Linked DNA regions of Homo sapiens: region 1 is linked to region 2. The links are chromatin contacts, found by Hi-C in ENCODE. All regions are on one chromosome and are shown on one strand. Each heading gives the region's core, a stretch centred on a gene start or an enhancer-like site at or near the end of the contact. The rest is flanking DNA. Distances are from core to core; before and after follow the strand shown.

The links. A loop is a pair of places that touch in the nucleus more often than their neighbours do. Pooled maps may share reads with other maps.
Region 1: a map of MCF 10A shows a loop between it and region 2 (5-fold over the local background). The contact joins the promoter of CPA3 here to the promoter of HPS3 in region 2. A Hi-C loop is called at or near these places in 4 of 168 maps with a recorded cell type or tissue (GM12878, K562, MCF 10A and 1 more), 12 of 37 single-sample maps with no recorded cell type and 20 of 50 pooled maps.

The regions. Positions count from the first base shown.
Region 1 is chr3:148,863,206-148,868,760 of GRCh38, forward strand. It overlaps CPA3 (carboxypeptidase A3), which reads left to right and starts at 2,091. Exons shown (of 11, transcript NM_001870.4): 1 at 2,091-2,170; 2 at 2,268-2,343. The coding sequence starts at 2,103.
Region 2 is chr3:149,127,458-149,133,133 of GRCh38, forward strand. It overlaps HPS3 (HPS3 biogenesis of lysosomal organelles complex 2 subunit 1), which reads left to right and starts at 2,181. Exons shown (of 17, transcript NM_032383.5): 1 at 2,181-2,483. The coding sequence starts at 2,267. RefSeq lists enhancers at 2,182-2,441, 2,223-2,722.

The DNA of each region.
Region 1 (5,555 bases), core at 841-3,340, 260 kb before region 2:
GAAACAGCTTCAAGAAAATATAACAGAATTCTAAAATTAAGAGGATTTCTATTTTTCCTCTTTCACCTTTCCTGTATTTTCCAGAATCATTTTCAATGGGCATTTATAATTTTTAGAATCAGAAAATAAAACTCTAAAAAGCAAAGCTATAACATTAAAAAAAATTATTGAAGTAGTCCACATGAAAACAAATACAGAGACATATTTTATCCCTAAAGGTCACGGCCACCACTTTAATCTACCACATGATCTATTTTGATACCGGTTCTGCAGGCTGGCAGTGGCCCACTGGAAGTCTCTGTTGACAGCACATGAACATTTTATCAACTGTCTAGAGAGCATGGACGTGTTTTTTAGCACCTACCACGAAGTCCCTAACATATCCTGTCTCACTAAGCCTCACAGCCACTTGTTAGAGTCACATTAGCATTCCCATTTTACAAATGAGGAAACCAAGGCCCAGAATAACTAGGCAGCCTGCTCAAGGGGATGTAGCTAGCGTGTGGGAGCCACATTGAAGTGATGTCTGTCGAAACCCAAAGTCAAGGTCTTTCTTTTTCACTGTTCCCTGGTCAAAAGTATCTTTAGTCAAAAGCAATGGAGCAAGCATTTGCTTTGGGAGTTCTCAGTGCTGGTGAGCTTGCCCAGTGTCAAGAACATGAAGGCATTTGTAAAACCCTCCTCTTCCTTACCTGCAAGGCTGGAGCCGGAAAATCCATTTGGGGAAATAAAAAAAAGTCCCGAGTTCTACCACACACCCATCAGATAGAGAAGAATGGAATTACTGCTGCTGTATATATAACAGGGGCGTGTCTCCAACCACACTATTTTGATAGTACATAAGCGTGACTCTGAGAAGTTTTATCTACAGTCAGCTATACGTTTGTCAATGTGAAGAGGTGGTTTTCAAAAAGGAAATTCTAATAAGTTAACTGATTAGATAAATTCACTTACTCTTTTAGGTTACCTATGATTCTAGGTAAAGGTGTTATTCTCCCATAATTAACCAAGTTGTGTTCAAGACTAAACATCCCTCCAGAGATGGTTGTGAATGGTCTATAGGTGGCTTTCATTAATTCAACTCTCAAAAGGCATTATTTGGCAATTACAGCATCCAGGCTCTGAAGACAGTGTCCAATTAATAAACATTACAGCATTGATATTTTCTTGCTGTCAGGTAGTTCTCAAGTTGCCTTAGAAATAGGGGTCACCTCTGAGGACAGAGAGAAGAGAAGGGCAAAGAGTTAGGGCAGTGCTTTAGGTCTTTAGTGTTTATTTCTTTACCCAGAGAAGTACAGGAAAAATATAACAAAAATGTTATCATTGTAAAATCTAAATGGTGAACATTTCAATGTTCGCCATAGTACTTACAGCATTTTTAGTACATTTATATTTTGTAATTTAAATTTTTGGGGTTTTTTTTGCCTCCCAAGTAGCTGGGATTAAGGCACCTGCCGCCACGCCCGGCTAATTTTTGTATTTTTTAGTAGAGACAGGGTTTCACCACGTTGGCCAGGCTGGTCTTGAACTCCTGACCTCAGATGATCCACCCGCCGCGGCCTCCCAAACTGCTGGGATTACAGGCGTGAGCCACCGTGCCCAGTCAATTTAAATGTTTTTAATTTCACAACTTACATTCTAGCTTCAAAAATATATTTTACATTATTACGAACCACTCACCAAGATTTTATGGCCAGATACCCAAATTCATCTCAGTCTCCAAGTGCAAATTTTAAAACTAATTTCTTCCATCATTCAATTCAAGCAGAATGGTAGAGTAGTATTTTAGAACAGATAGAACTAGTAAATCCCAGCTCTGTGAACATACTTTCTCTGTTACCTTGGCCAAGTTATTTGCTAAAGGCATTTGCTTCCCATCCTGTATCTGTAAAATGGGTATTTCCTATTGCAAAAGGTAGATAAGTAGCATGTGCTTGGTGGGTTAGTGTTTTTCCCTCTCCAGCTGGAAAAAAAAAACCTGGTGTGGGGGAAGAAGGGGAACAGTTTGTGCAACAGAACCCTAAGAGGAAATCAGCTGCTCATCAAGATAAGGGCTGAGGCATAAAACTGCCAGAGGGTCTCAAGGCAGGCAAAGAAGAACCATGAGGCTCATCCTGCCTGTGGGTTTGATTGCTACCACTCTTGCAATTGCTCCTGTCCGCTTTGACAGGTAAATCTTACTTCCTGTGTTCCAGTCTCTGTGTAGAAGAGAATTAAAGGTTGTTTCCTTACAGTTCACTTTTTTTTTTTCATTTGCCTCCACAAAGGGAGAAGGTGTTCCGCGTGAAGCCCCAGGATGAAAAACAAGCAGACATCATAAAGGACTTGGCCAAAACCAATGAGGTAAGCATTTAGAGGGATATTTTATCTTTTCTTACTGTTCTCTAAAAGATGCTTCTTCTTATTTTACTGTCAATGCCCATGGGACTACAAAAGACTATTGAACATAAGGGGAAAGCAGGAGCTATCTGGATAATTCAGCCAATGGCCAATACTTCACCTGTTCTGGTTTTGGTCTTGGTTTCCAAGACTACCACTTCTGTTTTTCCTCCCAAAAGCTTTTCAAACACCAGCTTTTTCAAGGTAAAACTATGAAATCAGGAGCTGTTCTTGGCCTCCTTATCAGGGCATCTTTCTCTTGCCTACGGGTGCCATTCCCTCTCCATTCTCCCCACTCCGACCCTCATCTCCTCTGGTGCCATAATTTCTCTTGAGTACTAACTGAAAACGTTGAGGCACTGGCTAATATCAAGATGTGACCCTTTCCAAGAGCAGGTACATTTTCAAATAAGACTTTTAAAGTTAGATCAATCCTTTAAAATCCAACAGCCTAATATAATTTTATCATGTATTCAGCTGCTCCTATTTATGTTGCACCAGCCACCTTATATATGCCATTTCAAATTCTCCAGCAGATTCTCAATGTCAGGGTTATAATGTAACTCATTTGAAACAGAAGAGCTAAAGTGCAAAGACAATAAATTAAATGACCAAGATTACACATCAAATTTAAACCCAGAACTGGGTCTGGGATTTATTCCAGTCAAACATACAGTTACCTCTACATCAAATCAATCAAAGGCCCTGCCTATTCTAACTCCCAAATGTTTCTCAAATCCACACATTGCCCTCCATTCCACTGCCACTGCCAAGTTCATGTTCACTCTACCTCTTGCAAGGAGAATTTCCATAGTCCCTTAACTAGCAATCAGGGCTCTAGTCTTGACTCCCACAAAGCCAACTCTGCATTGCAACCTGATTGCTCACTCTAAAACTTGACAATTGCATTCCTCCGTTTGAGGGTCATTACTAAGAAGCAGCCTAGTACGGAAAAAGCATTTTCTTCAAAGTCAAACGCTTACATTCAAATCCAAGCTCTACGCTAGCTCTGTAGCCTTAGGCAACTTACTCAACATCTCTGGGTCTCAATTTCTTCTGCTATAAAATGGGGATAATAGTCATAGCTACTTCCTAGGGTTGCTACAAAGACTAAGTAAGCGTTTGATAGCACTTAGAAGCAGGCCTGCCATATTAAGCACCATAGAAGCGTTTTTTGTTTGTTATTGTTTTTGTTTTGAGACAGAGTCTCACTCTGTCACCCAGGCTGGAGTGCAGTGGCACAATCTCTGCAGCCTCCGACTCCCAGGTTCAAGCGATTCACCTGCCTCAGCCTCCCTATTAGCTGGGATTACAGGTGCCCACCACCATCCCCGGCTAATTTTTGTGTTTTTAGTGAAGACGGGGTTTTGCCATGTTGCCCAGCTGGTCTCAAACTCCTGACCTCAAGTGATCCACCCGCCTCAGCCTCCCAAAATGCTGGGATTACAGGCATGAGCCACCATGCCCAGTCAGAAGCATTTTCTTTTGGTATTGGTATAGCATTCAAAGCGTTTTATGATCTGCCAAACTACCAGCCTCTTCAATATCCTGCTCCTCCACCTTCTTCCACACCCTTCAAGCCCCATAAACACCAAAATCTCACCCACCTTGGCCCTGTACATCTTTTCTCATGAAAATGTGTTTCTCTCCCTTTTGACCTGGGTAAGTCCTACTTATTTCTCAAGATCCAACTCAGGCAGTGTCTCCTGCAGGACGTCTCTTCTGTTCATCAACTCTCGTGACTCAGTTTTGGCTGCTCCTTGTGCTCCTGGAATACCCGGTTCCTTCCTCTGGCATTGGTTAACATGTGGGAAACATGCATGTATGACTCTGTGTTCCACACCAAACCTTTCACATCTCATAAGTCCCTTATTAGTCTCTACAACTGTGGCACCCAGCTCTTTGCCTCCTGCTTAATACATGAAAGTTCACTAAGCTCTAAGCTCCTGCTGCACATTACCCTGCTAGAACACAGAAATGTCTATTGTGATAAGATGGCTCTGCCTAACTTGCCTTTGCATCACACTACATCTCTCATATGTCCAACTCATGATGTAGCTTTTTGATCAAAATAAACATTGGTTGGTTCATAGCAGCCTCATATTGTCACTTGATTGACCTCGAGGTAGAGGGGGACTCAACCAAGAAACAGCCAGGCAGACCTGAACACATACACAAGCAGGGGTGGAAATTGAGCTTTTCCTTCACATTTCCCAGGCTGGGGACTTGTACTTCATTTAGTTTCACAATTGAGTATGATTTTGAAGAACCACAAGAACTGGAATCTTTTCAATGTTTGCTTTTGTTTTTGTTTTTTGTGTTTTTTCTGAGACAGAGTTTTGCTCTTGTTGCCCAGGCTGGAGTGCAATAGCGAGATCTCGGCTCACTGCAACCTCCACCTCCCAGGTTCAAGCAATTCTCCTGCATCAGCCTCCCGAGTAGCTGAGATTACAGGCATGTGCCACCATGCCTGGCTAATTCTCTATTTTTAATAGAAGTGGGGTTTCTCCATGTTGGTCAGGCTGGTCTCGAACTCCCGACCTCAGGTGATCCGCACCTCAGCCTTCCAAAGTGCTGGGATTACAGTCGTGAGCCACAACACCCAGCCTCGAAATTATTTTGATCTGAATGCTATACTTCTGAGCTCATATACCAAATTTTTGAAATTGTCAGCTAGAGGAAGAGAAAGGAAAAAAAAATCTGCACCTGTTAACTGTCTTCATGCCCCAGACCTCAGACCTATTTCACAATCTTCACAACACTTCCCAGTGGACCCTCATTTGCCCCATTATTTCAGGAGAGAGGAGTAAAATTTAAAGAGTCCTAGTAACTTGCCCAAGGACATATTGCTAGAAAAATGACTTTGCTGGGGGTCTATGCCAACTGTTTGATACAATATCTTGTATCAGGATTTCCAGAGTTTATAGGGACATCAGGTTTTGAGGACTAACTAACCAGATATTTAACTTAAATTTCCAATTAGAGGCAGATTCTGTGGCTAGATGAATTGTGATCCCATTCAATCCCAAAATTGTGGAAGAAAAAAATTAACCAAAAGATCTGCCCATCCTTTTTAACTTGATAGACCTGAAGTCCTTAAAAAAAAAAAAAGTGATCAGGCACTAGGAAGGTTTCTTTCCTCCTCCCTAATATTCAACAGTTCTTAAATATATTTG
Region 2 (5,676 bases), core at 931-3,430:
AATTAGCCAGGCATGGTGGTATGTGCCTATAGTTCCTGCTAATCTGGAGGCTGGGATGGGAGGATTGCTCGAGCTCAGGTGGTCAAGGGTACAGTGAGCCATGATCACACTGCTGCACTCCAGCCTGGGTGACAGAGCGAAACCCCATCTCTTTAAATAAGAAAGAAAAGAAAGAAAGAGAGAGAAAGGAGGGAAGGAAGGAAGAAAGTTCTCAAGACAACCCTTTTCAACAGAGTGCTACCCTAAGTGCATGTGCTATGGGCTAAATTGTGTCTTCCCCCCAAATTCATATGTTGAATCTGTAACCTCCAATACCTCAGAATGTGACTGTATATAGAGATAGGGCCTTTAAGAAATAATTAAGGTTAAATAAGATCATAAGGGTGGGTCCTAATCTAATATGGCTGGTATCTTTATAAGACAAGGGAAGGACACCAGGGATGCAGGCACACAGAGGAAAGACCATAGGAACACATAATAAAAAGGTAGTCATCTTCAAGCCAAGGAGAAGGGGCTTCAGGAGAAACCATACCTGCTGACATCTTATCTTGGACTTCTAGCCTCCAGACCTGTGAAAATGAAATATCTATTGTGTAAGCCACCCAGTCTGTGGTGTTTTGTTATGGCAGCCCTTGCAAACAAATGCAACCTCCCGCAAGGAATTGATGGTGTGCCATTGCTGCCCCTGCATTCGTAACAGGAATACAAGTGGGCAGCTCCTGCTCACAGCTCCTGACAAACGTGGAAACCAGACACATGCCCCACCTTCCCTTGGGTAGCATGTCTCTTCCCAAAGAATCTTAGATGAGTCAGGTGCAGTGACTACAGCAAGGAAGAAGACACTATCTCTAGGAAGGAATGGGGTTCCAGGTTTTGAGCAAATCTCACTTCTTTCTCCAAAACAGACATTCTTTTTATGCAGGTGAAATTACACTAAAGTTAATATCAGTCTTCATTAGGAGAAAATTGAATTAGGATAATTAAGTCTTGAAGAAGAAAATTAAGCCAAAAAGAATAATATGGCAGATACTTGTGGAAAGGAATCTTTTTTACTATTGATTTTGATATTTGCTCTTAAGTTTTGTATCTAGAACAAATAACTTGTGGACTATTAGTCTGGTTGTTTTCCATAGGAGCCTTCTGTGATTTTTTGCAGCCCTAGTTCCTGACCTGAGCTACCTCCATGTTTACTTCTCTAACTCACTGAGTTTGACGAACCTGTTGTTTCCCATTACTTAGAGGTACTTTATTCATCTGAAGGGCCTAGGAAAGGGAGGCAAGTTTAACTTCAATCCAATTGCATCTAATTTACAAATTCTGAACTGGAAACTGACTGAAGAAAATGTTGCACTTTCATTTATGTCCCTGTGTGCCTAAATAAAACAGCATCCCTCAATCCATGCTAACACATATATTTTCTAGGTGAACTGGACAAAGTTATACTACTTGTTTTATCTAAATCTGATTTTTTTAGAAAAGGGAAAGTGTTGCGATCGTGAACTCCACGTTGAGATGTCAGGAATAGATAATTTACTGCATAGTTTTAGGAGCACTGGACTGAAAGCCAGGGGATTTCCCTCCTAGTTCTTCTATCCTCTGGGGCTCAAACTAGTCTTTTGTCAAATGCCTACAAGATGAAGTCCATGGATTCTTTCTTTCAACAAATATCTTTTTGCCAAGCACGTTCAAGGCTTTGCTCTTTCCAGCTGAACTATTCTAGAATTTCCATTATTTTAAAGCAACTCTTCAGAGTGTTTAGCCCCGAGTTGCACCCCATTTCAGTTTTTGCAACCCCATCCTCCAGAAGCTCAGGGACTACTGAAGAGACATGAATAACGCTCCTCAAAGTAAGTACAAAATGTTACAAGATAGATGATGAATTGTCAGAACGTACTCAAAAGCCAAAACATACCGCCTGGCCCAAAGCAGTAAAAGACGAAAGGCAGGGACCCAGCGGTCCCCGCACCCACCGGCCACTGAGCATAGAGCAGTGGCAAGCTCGCGCGGCGGAGTGGGAGGCGCAGAGACCGAAAGCACTGCAGCGCCAGAGCGCGGGCTGACCAGGCTGGCGTGACCGCTTTCCCGACGCCTGCCACGCCCCGCGGCGGCCTCTTTAAGTAGCGGAGCCGCGGGCGGGGCCGGCTGGCGTTCACGTGACCCGGCGTCATTGGCTCGCTCGCGGAAGTAGTCCTACATTCGCGGTCAGCGCGGGGTCTCCGGGCGCCCTGCAGGGCGGGCAGGCTGTGCCATCCCGCCGGACGTCGGGATGGTGCAGCTGTACAACCTGCACCCGTTCGGGTCGCAGCAGGTGGTGCCCTGCAAGCTGGAGCCGGACCGGTTCTGTGGCGGGGGGCGTGACGCGCTTTTCGTGGCGGCGGGCTGCAAGGTGGAGGCGTTCGCGGTGGCCGGCCAGGAGCTGTGCCAGCCGCGGTGCGCCTTCTCCACGCTGGGCCGGGTGTTGCGCCTGGCCTACAGCGAGGCTGGTGAGTAATCTAGAGAGCCAGGGGCCGCCTGGGGTCCAGCTTGAGGCCTCCTAGCTAGCGGACCGAACGTCTGGGCTGTAGCTCTAGCTAGGGATGGGACTTCTTGCTTCCCGGAATTTGCCGGATGGTCTCCCTGGGTCTGGCCGCTGATTGCTTGAAGTCGCATTGAGCTATGCGGTTGTCGCGGCAAGCATAGGTATGAGCTTGCTTCTGTCGGGGCGGAGACGCTGACATCTCTTCGTCTTGGTTTTCTGCAGAAAGGCCTCTGGCTGGATTCCACTCATCTCGGATACTTAAGCAAACAACAACAAAAAACTCTTTAGTGCATCAGATTTCAAAGACTTACCAAAAAAACAAGTAGGAATAAGGAGACTAGTACTGTATCCCGGAACCTCCAAGTACTCCCAGCTTTAACAATTATTCCAACTCTTGGCAGTTCTTTCACATCTGTACCTCCATCTACTTCCGGTCGGTTTTTGAAAGCTCACATTATGTGTTGATTTTTAAATGTGTGTAAGTAGAACTCAGACTGCCCCCCTCTCTTCTCTTAAACATCTGTGGCCGGGCGCAGTGGCTCACGCCTGTAATCCCAACACTTTGGGAGGCTGAGGCAGGCGGATCACGATGTTAGGAGTTCGAGACCAGCCTGGTCAATTTATTGAAACCCCGTCTGTACTAAAAATACAAAAATTAGCCGGACGTGGTGGTGGGCGCCTGTAGTCTCAGCTACTTGGGAGGCTGAGGCAGGAGAATCGCTTGAACCGGGGAGGCGGAGATTGCCCCATTGCACTCCAGTTTAGGCGACAGAGTGAGACTCCGTCCCAAAACAAACAAAAACAAACAGTTGTAAGAGCAGCCGTTACTCTTTCACACCAGAAATGTGAAGCAATACCAAGGAAATACTGTGTGGGTGAATCCTATTTTAGAAAAATCCAACATTTAAAACTAGATCCCTTTTAGATTACAGAAGAATTTACCATATAATTCCTTTAATACACTTACCTTCGATTCATACTTTACAAGATGGGTGTAAAGTTCAGTATTTACGTTGCAAAAGCTGGTGGCTATGCTATTAATGAAGTGGAGAACTTGAACCTGGAAGATTGGAGATCTCTCTCTAATCCCTACCCCGCAGCTGGTTCGGTGTGAGTTTATAGAAACCTTGGGGTCTGAGTTTATGTTAAAAAAAAAAAAAAAAAACAAAAAGTTGAATAAATAGATCAGTGATATCCAGACCCTGGGATTTCGTGGCTCAATTAAAAACTGTGGGGTTACCATACATAGTATCTGACTGCTTATTTTGTCAAGTAAAGACATATACAGGCATACCTTGTTTTTTTTGCATTTCACTTTGTTGTACTTTGCCGATACTGCGTGTTTTTTTCTCCCCAATTGAAAGTTTGTGGCAACTCTGTGTGGAGCAAATCTACCAGTTCCATTTTTCACACTGCATGTGCTCACTACATGTCTCTTGAGTCACATTTTGATAGTTCTTGGCAATATTTCAAACTTTATCATAATTATTGTATCTATTACGGTGATCAGCAATCTTTGATGTTACTATTGTAGTAGTTTTGGGGTGCCATGAACTGTGCCCATGTGAGATGGTGAACTTAATTGATATGTGTTGTGTATGTTCTGATTACTGCTCTGATCGTCTCTGCCTGCTCAGGCTGCCCTAGGCCCTGAGACACAACAATATTGAAATCAGGCCAATTAATAACCCTACAATGTCTTCTAAATGTTCAAGTGACACTTGGACGTCTCTCACTTTAAATCAAAAGCTAGAAATGATTAAGCTTAGTGAGGAAGGCAGGCGTGTCAGAAGCTGAGATAGGCTGCACGGTAGGCCTCTTGGACCAAACACTTAGCCAAGTTGTGACTGCAAAGGAAAAGTTCTTGAAATTAAGTGTTACTCCAGTGAACACAAATGATTAGAAAGCCTTATTGCTGATAGGAAAAAAACTTTGCTCTAGGTAGAAGATCAAGCCAGCCAAAATACTCCCTTAAGCCCAGGCTTAATACAGAGCAAGGCCCTCTGTTCAACTCTGTGAATGCTGAGAGAGGTGAGGAAGCAGCAGAATAAAAGTTTAAAGCTAGCAGAGTTCAGCTCATGAGGTTTAAGGGAAGAAGCTGTCTCCATAATATAAAAGTGCAAGGTGAAACAGCAAGTGATGATGTAGAATCTGCAGCAAGTTATCCAGAAGTCCAGAAGATATAGCTAAGATGAGTTTATGGAGGCAGCTGTGCTAAACAACAGATTTTTTCAGTGTAGACAAAACAGTCTTAAATTGGAAGAAGATGCCATCTAGGACTTTCTTGGCTAGAGAGGAGAAGATAATGCCTGGCTTCAAAGAACAGGCTGACTCTTGTTAGGGGGTGATGCAGCTGGTGACTAAATTGAGGCCAGTTCTCATTTACCATTCTGAAAATCATAGGGCCCTTTTAAAAATTATGCTAAATCTACTCTGCCTGTGCTTTAGAATGAAAAAAGCCTGGGTGACAGCACAGCTGTTACAACATTGTTTACTGAATATTTTAAGCCCACTGTTTTGATCTACTGCTCAGAAAACAATATTCTTTTCAAAAGATTACTGCACATTGACAATGCACCTAGTCCCTCAAGACCTCTGATGGAGATGTAGAAGGAGATTGATGTTGTTTTTATGCCTGCTAACACAGCATCCATTCCGCAGCCCATGGATCAAGTAGTAATTTTGACTTTCAAGTCTCATTATTAAAGAAATACATTTGGTAAGGCTATAACTGCCACAGATAAGTGATTCTTCTGATGGATCTGGGCAAAATAAATTGAAAATCATCTGGAAAGAATTCACTCTTTCTAGATGCCATTAAAAACATTCAGGATTCATGGAAGGAGATCAGATACCAACATTAACAGGAGTTTGGAAGTAGTTGATTCCAACTCTCATGGATGACTTTGAGGGGTTCAAGACTTAGGTGGATGAAATAACAGTAGATGTAGTGGAAATAGCAAGAAAGCTAGAATTGGAAGTGGAGCCTGAAGATGTGTTGGAATTCCTGCAATCTTATGATCAAACTTGAATGGGTGAGGAGTTGCTTCTCATGGATGAACAAAGAAAGTGGTTTCTTGAGATGGAATTGTTTCTATTGAAGATGCTGGGAACATTGTTCAAAAGACAACGAAGATTTAGAATATTTCATAAACTTA